2 separate regions of the Homo sapiens genome follow, and region 2 is linked to region 1. A link is a contact called in ENCODE Hi-C or POLR2A ChIA-PET data. All regions are on one chromosome and are shown on one strand. Each heading gives the region's core, a stretch centred on a gene start or an enhancer-like site at or near the end of the contact. The rest is flanking DNA. Distances are from core to core; before and after follow the strand shown. Region 1 overlaps LOC105373611 (a long non-coding RNA gene). Region 2 overlaps LOC105373611 (a long non-coding RNA gene).

The links. Hi-C counts contacts between places; a loop is a spot of excess contacts on that map. ChIA-PET counts read pairs that join two places held with the same protein, here RNA polymerase II (POLR2A).
Region 2: a map of Calu3 shows a loop between it and region 1 (2.5-fold over the local background). The contact joins two enhancer-like sites. A Hi-C loop is called at or near these places in 1 of 168 maps with a recorded cell type or tissue (Calu3) and 1 of 37 single-sample maps with no recorded cell type. POLR2A ChIA-PET finds 5 or more read pairs at or near these places in 2 of 52 experiments (GM10248 and PC-9).

Annotation. Positions count from the first base shown.
Region 1 is chr2:128,492,373-128,497,796 of GRCh38, forward strand. The region is part of intron 1 of LOC105373611 (a long non-coding RNA gene); the gene reads left to right. Among named protein-coding and RNA genes, the nearest start is that of HS6ST1, 180 kb to the left of the region's middle. RefSeq lists enhancers at 1-188, 3-297 and a silencer at 2,229-2,429. Within about 2 kb of position 2,584, at least 6 of the 41 ENCODE cell types and tissues checked have a DNase peak (open chromatin) inside an H3K27ac peak, as active enhancers do.
Region 2 is chr2:128,534,617-128,540,040 of GRCh38, forward strand. All of the region lies in intron 1 of LOC105373611 (a long non-coding RNA gene), which reads left to right. Among named protein-coding and RNA genes, the nearest start is that of HS6ST1, 220 kb to the left of the region's middle. RefSeq lists enhancers at 1,888-2,684, 2,685-3,481. Within about 2 kb of position 2,700, at least 3 of the 41 ENCODE cell types and tissues checked have a DNase peak (open chromatin) inside an H3K27ac peak, as active enhancers do.

The DNA of each region.
Region 1 (5,424 bases), core at 1,334-3,833:
CGGTTTTGAGAACCTGGGGCCTGGAGCAAAAGAATAGCAGGGCCCCTAGGCTGGGCCTGGGTGAGGAACAGTGCAGTACTGAGCCCACTTGTTTGGACCGAATGCCTGTTCCCCCCAGATGCTTAGGCTGAAGCCCCAGCCCCCAATATAACTGCATTAGGAGGTGTGGCCTTTGGGAGGTAACTGGGTTTAGATGAGGTCATGAGGGTGGGGCCTTCAGAATAGAATTAGTGCCCCTACAAGAAGAGACCAGGGAGCTTGCTCTCATTCTCTACCATGTAAGAAGGTGGCTACCTGCAGGCCAGGGAGAGGGCCTCCCAGAACTGGACCCTGCTGGCACCTGAGATCAGGCCTCCAGCCCCAGGAGTAGGAGAAATAAATCTCTGTTGTTGAAGCCACCCAGCCTGTGGCGTTTCGTTATGTCAGCCCTTGACTAATCCATATTCATTCTCATTCTCTCTCCCCTCTCTGTATGGGGTTTCTGCTCCTCTTTGCTGCTCGGCCTGCTCCCTTCTCCTCCTCTCTCCTCCTCCTCACTCACCTCTGCCTCCACACTCTGTCAAGAGAATGGCTCAAGAGAGCCGGCCTCAGTACTCCCTGGGGAAAGACCTGCTTCGCCCCCAGCTAGCAGGGGACTTTCTTCTAGGTCTCTCGGATTAAATCCTGAGAGGTGAGTCTGCTTATCTAGGCCGCCCCCTCCGCGGGCGCACCGATGCCTGGCACTGCCCGCCGGGGCGTGGGCGCGCCCACACCGTCCACCCTGCTCCTGCCCAGAGCGGGTCCTCTGCCGAAGGAATTTGCGCTGGCAGCTCCCGGAGGGTCTGGCCCGCACGCGGCAGGGCAATAAAGCCTGCAAACGTGTGGGAGCGGGGGTGATGGGGGTCCAGAGGACGGGGCTTTGCAGGGACGTGGAGGGACTACAGGCAGCTGCGACCGTCTGCCCTGCCATCGCTACCTGTGTATACGCACTCGCACTCCATGTAACCTTCACAGCCACCAGCAGGCCGCGGCCGGGCCGCCCTGCAGAGGAAGGAGCGGGTCCCAGTGCCCAGGGGCTTCCCGCGGTGGGGGGTTGGGCGGGGCGGGGGCTCCACTCTGGGGGCGTGGCTGACAGAAGGCCCCGCCCCCTCCCCGCCCGCGGGTGAAACCACCCCCGAGGCCCGGACGCACGCGGACCTGCGCTCAGGTTTCCCTGGGCTCTGTTGCCGTTCACTGTCCCGGGGAGCGCCCAGGTGAGCGATCCTCGCCGCGGAGCTCCCGGACCCAGCAGCCTGGGAGGCTGGGGTCCGCCTTCTTCCCAGGCCCGCTCGCCTCGGGTGCTGGCTGGAGGGCTGTGGCGCGGGATGGTAGGACTAGCGCTGAGCAGGTGGGATTAAGCTCTCCAATGAAACATGGCCCCACCACACTTTGGTTTGGAGGCAAACACCCAGTAGCGTTACAGACTGAAACACCATCAGCAGCAACACCTTGGCGTGACGTTATCAGATCTTTTCCCCCTAGACTGAGAATTGTACTAGAGAACAGACTTTTGGCCAGGTTTGAAGATTCTCTTGCAATGCGCCATCGCCCCTGACAGTCTTCAGCATAGAAAAATACATGACAACCGTGGCCATGGGTACTAGGCTTCGCTGCGCCCACCCTGGAGCCTGCCACCAGGGTTCCCACGACGGCTTCACTTCGTCCTGGCTGCGTGAGCAAGGCCCTTAATCTTCTGACACCGCAGTTCCTCGTCTGTGAAGTGGGTGTAATATCACCTGCCTCTAGAGGCATGCGAGGGAGCAGCAGTGCCTTGAAAGCATCAATGGCTCAGTTAGAAAAACACCGCCATAATAACTAGTGTCTACAAGCCAATCTGCACACGATGTAGCTCTGTTACACGATCTCCTTTGAGTCACAAATAGCTTGGAAGTTGTTATGACTCCCATTTTACAGATGGAGAAACAGGCTCAGAGAGATTAAGAGCCTGGGCTTTTAAGCGGTGAGATAGGAGTCAAGCCCCGGCTGTTTGATTCCAAATCTGCGGAGTCCTGAAAGACCTCAGGCTTCCGGGGCAGCTGGATTTAGGGTTGAGGGCTGGTGGCCTCTTCGAGCTGCAGTTTCCTCACATGTAAAATGGGGATGATGCTATGGGTCTGCAGAGGTGCAGGCAGCAGATGTCTGTAATGGAGGTCATTACCATTATTCCACACCCGCATCCGTTCAGCAGGCACAAGTGGACTTCGCTGCTTTTGCTTGTTGATGTCTGGGCTTAGCCTGTCTGTCTACAAAACGATAGCAGAGACCTTGAAGGCTGGGAGTGCGTCAACAAAAGACAAAGCACAGCCCACAGCCTATTATCTCAGCTTCAGATATCGACATTGGCAGACTTTTCTGTGCATGTGGAGGGGAAGCATTGAAACTCTTGCCAAGAGCCAAAACTGATTTGCCCACATGCAGTCCAGCTCTCTGATCTGTCCTTGGAGACAAAATAAGGAAACTACCTCTTTGATCCAAAGCTATTTTTATCGTCCTCTGAGCAGTGCTTATGGTGCGTTATGTGTTTCATGGGGAAAAAGGACTATCAGCAGGCCAAGATAACCATTACCCCGGCCCAGCCCTATAAATAGGCACTGTTTGTTTTCTCTGACAGCGCCAGAGGGGCCAGGTTTGGGTCACCTGCCGATAGCGGGTGAGAAATGGTGTCCCCATCCCTGGGCCCATTGGTGCTGACCAGATGGTGAAGGAGGCAAAGGTTGCTTTGAATGACTGTGCTCTGGGGTGAGCCAGGCCTGGTGGGTGCCCACTCTGCTCCATGGGCTCTGCTCCCTGGCCTCCCATTCCTGCTCGCCCTCCAGCTTTTTGTGTCTGTGTCGCCCACTCCTCCCACCATCAGTCTCCATCTGGATGCAGGCTTCTGGGCTTCCGTTCACGCAGAGTTTTGGGCAGCAGCTCCCCCAGCAGCCCTGCCTGCCACCTCTTCTGGGGAAGAGGGTTCAGATGGAAGGGGCCTGGAGGATGAGGATAAGCCACGAGGGAGAGGGAGGGGCTGATGGCTTAGGGAGGACTTCTACAGGGTGAGTACCCATTGTTCAAAATGCTTGGGACTAGAAGTGTTTCAGATTTCAGATTTTTTTCAGATTTTGGAATATTTGCATGTGCATAATGAGATATCTTGAGGATGGAACCCAGTCTAAGCACAAAATTTATTTATTTATTTTTTTGAGACGGAGTTTCGCTCTTGTTGCCCAGGCTGGAGTGCAATGGCACGATCTCGGCTCACTGAAACCTCCACCTCCCAGGTTCAAGCAATTCTCTTGCCTCAGCCTCCTGAGTAGCTGGGATTACAAGCATGCACCACCATGCCCAGCTCATTTTGTATTTTTAATAGAGACAGGGTTTCTCCACGTTGGTCAGGCTGGTCTTGAACTCCCAACCTCAGGTGATCCACCTGCCTTGGCCTCCCAAAGTGCTGGGATTACAGGCATGAGCCACCACGCCCGGCCTATTTATGTTTTATGTACACTTTATACACATAGACGGAAGGTAATTTTATATGATATTTTAAATAATTTTGTGCATAAAACAAAGTTTGTGTTAAGTACTTATATGTAGAATTTACCACTTGTGGCATCATGCTGCTGCTTAAAAACTTTCAGATTTTGGATTCTGAATTTTTGTATTAGGAATGTTCACTCTGTAGTAAGAACCCGAAGGTGAAAATCAGTGTCACAGGATAATGTTTAGGATATGATGCAAGCTTTTGCACCATTCCCCCAGAAGTGTGGCTGCTTTCCAGGTGCCCTGCCTCCAGTGCATAGAGGCAGAGGTGGCCTGGGACCAAGTGTGATGGTTAACGTTATGTGTCAGCTTGGCAGGGCCATAGGATGCCTGGACATCTGATCAGACATCATTCTGGGTGGGCTTGCCAGGGTGATTCCCGATGAGATTAGCGTTGGCATCAGTGCACTGAGTAAAGCAGATTTCCCTTCCAAATGGGGGTGGGCCTCATCTAATCAGTAGAAGACCTGAATGGAAGAGAGAGGCTGAGTAAAGGGGAGCTCCTCCTCTCTGACTGCCTTGAGCTGGCACATTGCTGCTTTCCTGCCTTTGGACTCAGATTGAGGTGTCAGTTCTTTCTGGGTCTTGAGCCTGATGGCATTTGAACTGGAACTGCAAGACTGGCTCTTCTGCATCTTCAGCTTGCCACTGGCAGAGCTCCATAATCACATTCCTTATAATCTCTCTCTCTTATACATATATGTCCTCATATATATATCCTATTGGTTCTTTTTCTCTGGTGAACCCTAGCTAATATATCAAGTATTACAGTTTGACTTTGATTCCAAAATATGCTCCTAAAATACCTAGCAGAGATATAGTCTTGAAAGCCTAGGTTTTTAATGGAGAGAGCCAGCCTTTTTGAAAGAGAAGGACTCAGCAGATAAGATTTGTAACATAGAGACAAATTGAGAAGCTTGCATGGTGCTGTAACAGCCACTTCCCCATCCTGAGGGGTCATGTTTCGGTGGGGGAAGATGGCCAGATGGATGTGGATAGAGCCTGGATAGGGGGGTCCTTGAGAAGGGCTGATGCCATGCCCCCTCCACTGTCTGGGCTTGGAGGGGTGTTGAGAGGATGCAGTGGAGTTGGGGGGATCAGTGGCTGAGCAAACAAGCGCTTGATCCTCCTTGAGGAGAAGGGGGGCAGCATCCTGAATTGAATGAATATTTACCCAGTTGTTCAAATCAAATTTGCATATGCCACAATGTTTTTCTAGGGTCAAGAGAGTTGCCCCTGCAAATGTTGACTTTTGCAGTTCTTAAATAAAAATCAATTAGCTTATAAGAGTTTGCTTAAATCCTTCCCCCTCCCCATCTTCTACCCCACCTTATGCCAGTGGGTCTATACCACACCATGGCCTGCCACCTTTTTTGTTTTTTGAAGCAAATCCATCCAGATCCTAAATGCCACCCTTTTCAAATGCATAATAGTGTATCTGTTAGGCTGCTTTTGATCACAAGCAACAGCAAAATCAATTGCACTAGTTGAATCAACAGAGAGGCTTCTTTGACTGACTCAAGTGAAAAGCCCAGACTGGGGTGGGCTTCTGGTGAGGCTTGCTCCCAAGGTCTGGTGCTATCACAAGGCCCATGCTCCATGCTGCCTCCCACAATGTCAGATTCATCCTAGGCCTGCTTCTTATCGGGTACCAAGATGGCAGACTGCAGTTTCGTGGGTACACATCTTCTCTCATGCCCAGCCAGAAGGAGCCTTGGTTTTGGTGCTCACGGTCAGTAGTCACCGTCTTGAGAAGCAGAGGCCACAGCCACTTCCACCCCAGTTACTGGGTCTGTCACAGGGTGCGAGGGTGTGGACTGGCTCAGGCTGGGACATGGGCTCCATGCCTGGGGCCTGAAGAGGAGCCACTTCTCTGAGACTCTATGG
Region 2 (5,424 bases), core at 1,450-3,949, 42 kb after region 1:
AATCGCTTGAACCCGGGAGGCGGAGGTTGCAGTGAGCCGAGATCACGCCACTACACTCCAGCCTGGGTGACACAGCAAGACTCAGTCTCAAAAAGAAAAAAAAAAAAAGAATGTAAGGTCTGCAAAACTGATCAGGCCCAAGGAGGCATGAGCATGAGATTTCAGTCACAACCCCTGCACCCAAGCCCAAGGTTAATTGTTTAAAGTCATTACAGTTTCTTTGTTTTCTTCCCTGCAGTTTCCAGACTGGCTGGTAAATTACCGAAAATGTTACCAGTTGCACAATGTAGCCCTCGCCCATTATCTTCATGTTCCTGGAATTTGTGATACAAAAAGTAGCACATAGCCAATCAATAGGTTAGGTCAACTAAAGAACTGCCTGCCCCGTCTTTTTTCCTTTAAAACCCCACTTGTAACTGCTGCTCTCAGAGCATATATTCAGGGAAACTTGAGTCTATGTCCCCTGGGTTGCAGTCCTCAAACTTGTCCCAAATGAACCCTCTACCCATATTAATTTTGTCTCAGTTTCTTCCTTTGGGTTGACATTTCAGAGTGATGCTCCCTTGCCACTGGGCTCTCTTGGATGTGGCACTCAGTGCCAGGATGAACCTATTGAGTTCCTTCGACTCCAGAGGTTTCCCTGGGTACAAAGAGTGAGTCCTCTTGAATTCAGACCTCACTTCCTTTAAGTTGAGGTCTAGATTTTGTTTTCAAATCCTCTCTTTCTTTTAAAAGTGAGGGCTTTCATCTCTGTCTCTGGACAGGAGATTTGGTTAAAGAGCTCTACAGAGAACTTCTGGCTTTTCTGCCTCTACTTCATGGCAAAATATTTGGGTTACAGCATTGGTAGTCTAGTGTAAGTTGTTTCATTTTATTTTTTGGCCTAAAATTACATAGCACCCTTTAAAAATTGCAGCTGCTTCCTATTATTTGTAATTTGGACTTGTATTTCAATTTAATCCATTCCTGCTGGTTTTAAACTGAAAAGAACATGTAAGTGAGTTCTCCCACCCAAAAGTTAAGAGACACTCCCTCCCTCCATACCGACTGGGGACTCTAGGTGACTAGAGACTTTATGGAGGTGTTGAAATGTTCGTCCATGATACGTAGCAGCCTTATAGGACCTCCCTTCAAGAAAAATATCTGCAGGGATTTTTGGCTTAGCCAGAAGGTGCACATAAGGGCTGGTCACCTGGCACCTTGAGTGCTCTGCTGCCGAAAAGTGATGAGAGATTCCGAGACATGTAAAAGAGTGAATCCATCCTGGCTAACACGGTGAGACCCCATCTCTACTAAAAATACAAAAAAATTAGTTGGGCATGGTAGCATGTGCCTATAGTCCTAGCTGCTCAGGAGGCTGAGGCAGGAGAATTGCTTGAACGCGGGAGGCAGAAGTTGCAGTGAGCTGAGATCGCACCACTGCACTCCAGCCTGGAGAGAGAGCAAGACTCTGTCTCAAAAACAAAAAACAAAAGAATGAGTCATGACTCACTGATGACTCTTTGAGGAATGGCACTCACAGAGCAGCACACTTCAGCCTACTACATCGTTCCAGCCTTGGTCACTTTTGAAAGGGAATTTCTAAAATGGTGGGAAACTGATTGTCAAAGCTGAGCTTTCCCTTAAGGATCATCCCCCGGCCCTCGGAAATACCCGCTGTATTTGTGTATAACACCCGTGGAGCTCCACCTTGGACTTACACAACTCAAGATCATCCCAAGTAGCAATGGCCAAATTGGGGGTCTTTTGAAATTTCTAAATTAATATATTTGCACACACAATGGGAAAATGCAGGTTTTAGAACCAGACAAATGAATAGAAAGCCTACTTTCTGATTGCCCTGAGTGAAATCTGGTAATAAGAGATTTGAAAGGATTTTTTAATGAGCTGTATGGTCAGAGTAGGCTTAATTAAAAGCTGATTTTCAAACTATAATTTTTTCCTGTCTTCCTTTTCTCTTTTGGATACTGTTTCTGGGAATTGTTTTTTAGTTGACAGAATCCGCTTTTCAAATATGTCTGGTCCCTCTGTTTGCTTCCTTTCTTGTTGGCATGATTTTTGCTGACGAAAATGTAAAACTTCATTGGCTTTTTATTTTATTTATTTATTTTGAGACAGAGTCTCGCCCTTGTCGCCCAGGCTGGAGGGCAGTGGCACGATCTTGGCTCACTGCAACCTCCACCTCCCGGGTTCCAGCGATTCTCCTGCCTCAGCCTCCCAAGTAGCTGGGATTACAGGTGCCCACCACCATGCCCAGTTAATTTTTGTATTTTTAGTAGAGACAGGGTTTCACCATGTTGGCCAGGCTGGTCTTGAACCCCTGACCTTAGGTGATTTGCCCGTCTTCGCCTCCCAACATTGGTCTTTTAGAAACCTTAAAATCTCCCCAAATTGGCTCCGCTCCTCTAGGACTTGTTTTTCCTTCCATTTCTGCTCCTCCTTCCTTTTGCCATGTTAGATACCACGTGAAGAAATCTAGAGGAGACTTCCAACAGCCCTGGGCCCTCTTGAGGAACACAGGAAAAGGCACCACAGCCCCTTTGTGAGGCCTTTTACTTTCCTTGTGGAGTCCCAAGAGTAGCGGGTATGCCCCTCTCAGGGCTGAAACTCTGCTCTCTTTTGCATTGAGTTACCCGATCTCTTTGGCTTTGTAGGCACCAGGGGTTCCATTGTACTGTGAGAGGGAAGGTGACCTTTGTGTGTGTGACGGCTGGTGAGTCAGATGTGAGAGCTGCAGCTTTGGAGGTGGCCGCAGCAGTTGCAATGAGTGTATTTATTTCAGGGATGACTCGTTTCTTTGTGTGTTTAGATAAGAAAAGTGTGGTTTGGATACTTGCACGTGGTGGGAACACCCACCACCGAGGGATAGGATTCCCATGGGGGCTGGGCTGATGGCAGAGGGGGCTGGTTGCTGTTGGATTGCCCAGCAGTCTCTGGCGAATGTCTTGTAGTGAGGCGCTCTAAGAAAGTGTTGCAGGGCCTGGTCCCATCACGTTTTCCTCATTTGCGGAAAATGGGATTCAATGTAAAAGTGGGATCCTTGATTTCTGAAGATCTAGATGCTCTGCCTTTCAGCTGGGCCTGCTTTTCACATCTGTAAGTATTAGGCCCTGGAAGCTACAAATGCTTTGTGGGCTCTGTTCATTAATGAGCTCTGCCCTGAGCTCAGTGGCCCAGTTGGAAAACAAAGACCAAATTAGAAGCTACCTATCTAAATAAAATTGGGCTCCTTGTCAATCCTGTGGTGAATTCCTATGGTTTTGTGTTACTGTGGGATTTCTTCTTAATCTTTCTCTGACAAAACCAAAACCCTTCTTGAAAATGTAAATTCTTTCTCTGTGTTTCAAGATGTTAATTTGCTACCCTGTTTTCTCCAAAACCAGTAAGGGCTTCAGCCATGTGGGACAGATAAACTTTAATTTGTTCCATTTACAGAGGCACAGTTTAATCCAAGTGTCCTTTTAAACTAGTGAGTTTTACTTGTCTCATGGCTAAAATTTTAAAGTCCAAGCTGTAAAATTTTTGTGCCTATCTCTGTTTTTATGTTTACATGTGTACATGTCTGTGCGTATGTTGTCTGTGTGGTACCAAATTGACTTATAAGTGCATGAGTACTCACAAATTGCGTGCCCAAATGCTTTCAAGTTTACATGACTTTAGCAATCTTTGGTAAATAAAGCTAGCTTAAAAATTGTTGGTAAAACAAAATAGAAATGTCTTCAGAATTTTAGACATTTTTTTTGACCAAGTCTACTGGCGAACAAATACATACTGTCTCTGCTAGATGTTTTAAGGTCATAAAACTGTTGCTTCTGTGATACTTTTGATGCTTGTGTGATTTTTCTGTAAGCTAAAGCTGTGAGGGCAGGTGGCTGGGCTTCCTTGGAGTCTTGTGCACATCTTACTGTGAGCTTACATCTTTGGTGTTGAGCCTTTAGATTCTGCGGTCTAGGAGGTGGCCGTGGTGAGAACTGAAGTCTCATGGATGTTCACAGTGTCTAGGCCACCAGCTGTGGGGCAGAGCCAAGCCCAACACATCTTGCTGGCTTCTGCCTCCCAGTCATGCTGGGAGGGATCAGGTCCTGCAGGCATTGTCTTCACAGCTCTGTCCTCTGTCCTGGGCTCTGTACCTGATACATAACAATTAAAATTACTTACTTTCTTGGTTTTTCACCAGAAATTACGGTTGCCAAGAGTTAAGATTGTAGTTTATATATATAATTAAAACTATTAGATGTAAGAAAAACAATTCTATAAGCAGAATGTATATGAAAAGTAGGAGGCCGGGCGCGGTGGCTCACACCTGTAATCCCAGCACTTCAGGAGGCCGAGGGGGGCGGATCACAAGGTCAGGAGACCGAAACCATCCTGGCCAACATGGTGAAACCCTGTCTCTACTAAAAGCACAAAAATTAGCTGGGTGTGGTGGTGGGTGCCTGTAATCCCAGCTACTTGGGAGGCTGAAACAGGAGAATGGCTTGAATCCAGGAGGCAGAGGTTGCAGTGAGCTGAGATCGCGCCACTGCACTCCAGCCTGGCGACAGGGCAAGACTCTGTCTCAAAAAAACAAACAAACAAAAAACAGAAAAGTAGGATATGGTTTTGGCAAGGAAAATTATAAGAAAGACAGAAAATGATAAGATAGACAGAGAATGTGTTACTTTGTTAAATAAAAGGTATTTTTGCCTAGTTATTTAAAGGTTGCTTTAAATGGAAGATTTATGGAAATCTTATTTTGTGGTCAAAGCTGATTAGATAAATCTGTTTATGAGGTTTATTAAAATTAGGTTTAATATTAGTAATACACTAATACAAAGGTTGAATTTGTTTTTTCTTTTGAGTAAGATTCTTTTATAGTATTAATAAGAGATAGTAAAAGATTTTTGTTCACCTTTCGAGTAAACTGAAAACAAAAAGACCAAATTTCTTTGCCAATTGCATCTTTAACCAGGGCCACGTTAAGTTCTATTTTTTCTGGGGGAGGTTCTTTTGAGCTTCACAGCAACCTGGGAACCCATTTCAGTGACAAATCCTTCATCCTACTTGTCATTTATGGCCTATTTTTCAGCATTTCTGTTGTGCATGACACCCTCAGTCTTCCAGACTGGTGGGATGCACAAACGAGATGATAAAAATCAGTTGGCATGGGAGGCCAAGATGAGCAGACCACCTAAGGTCAGGAGTTCAAGATCAGCCTGGCCAACATGGTGAAACCCCGTCTCTACTAAAAATACAAACTTAGCCGGGCCTGGTTATGCACGCCTGTAATCCTAGCTATTCAGGAGGCTGAGGCAGGAGAATCACTGGAACCTGGGAGGTGGAGTTTGCAGTGAGCTGAGATCGCGCCACTGCACTCCAGCCTGGGAGACAGACAGAGACTCTGTCAAAAAAAAAAAATTAGTTGGCAAGGCTTACAGGGACTTT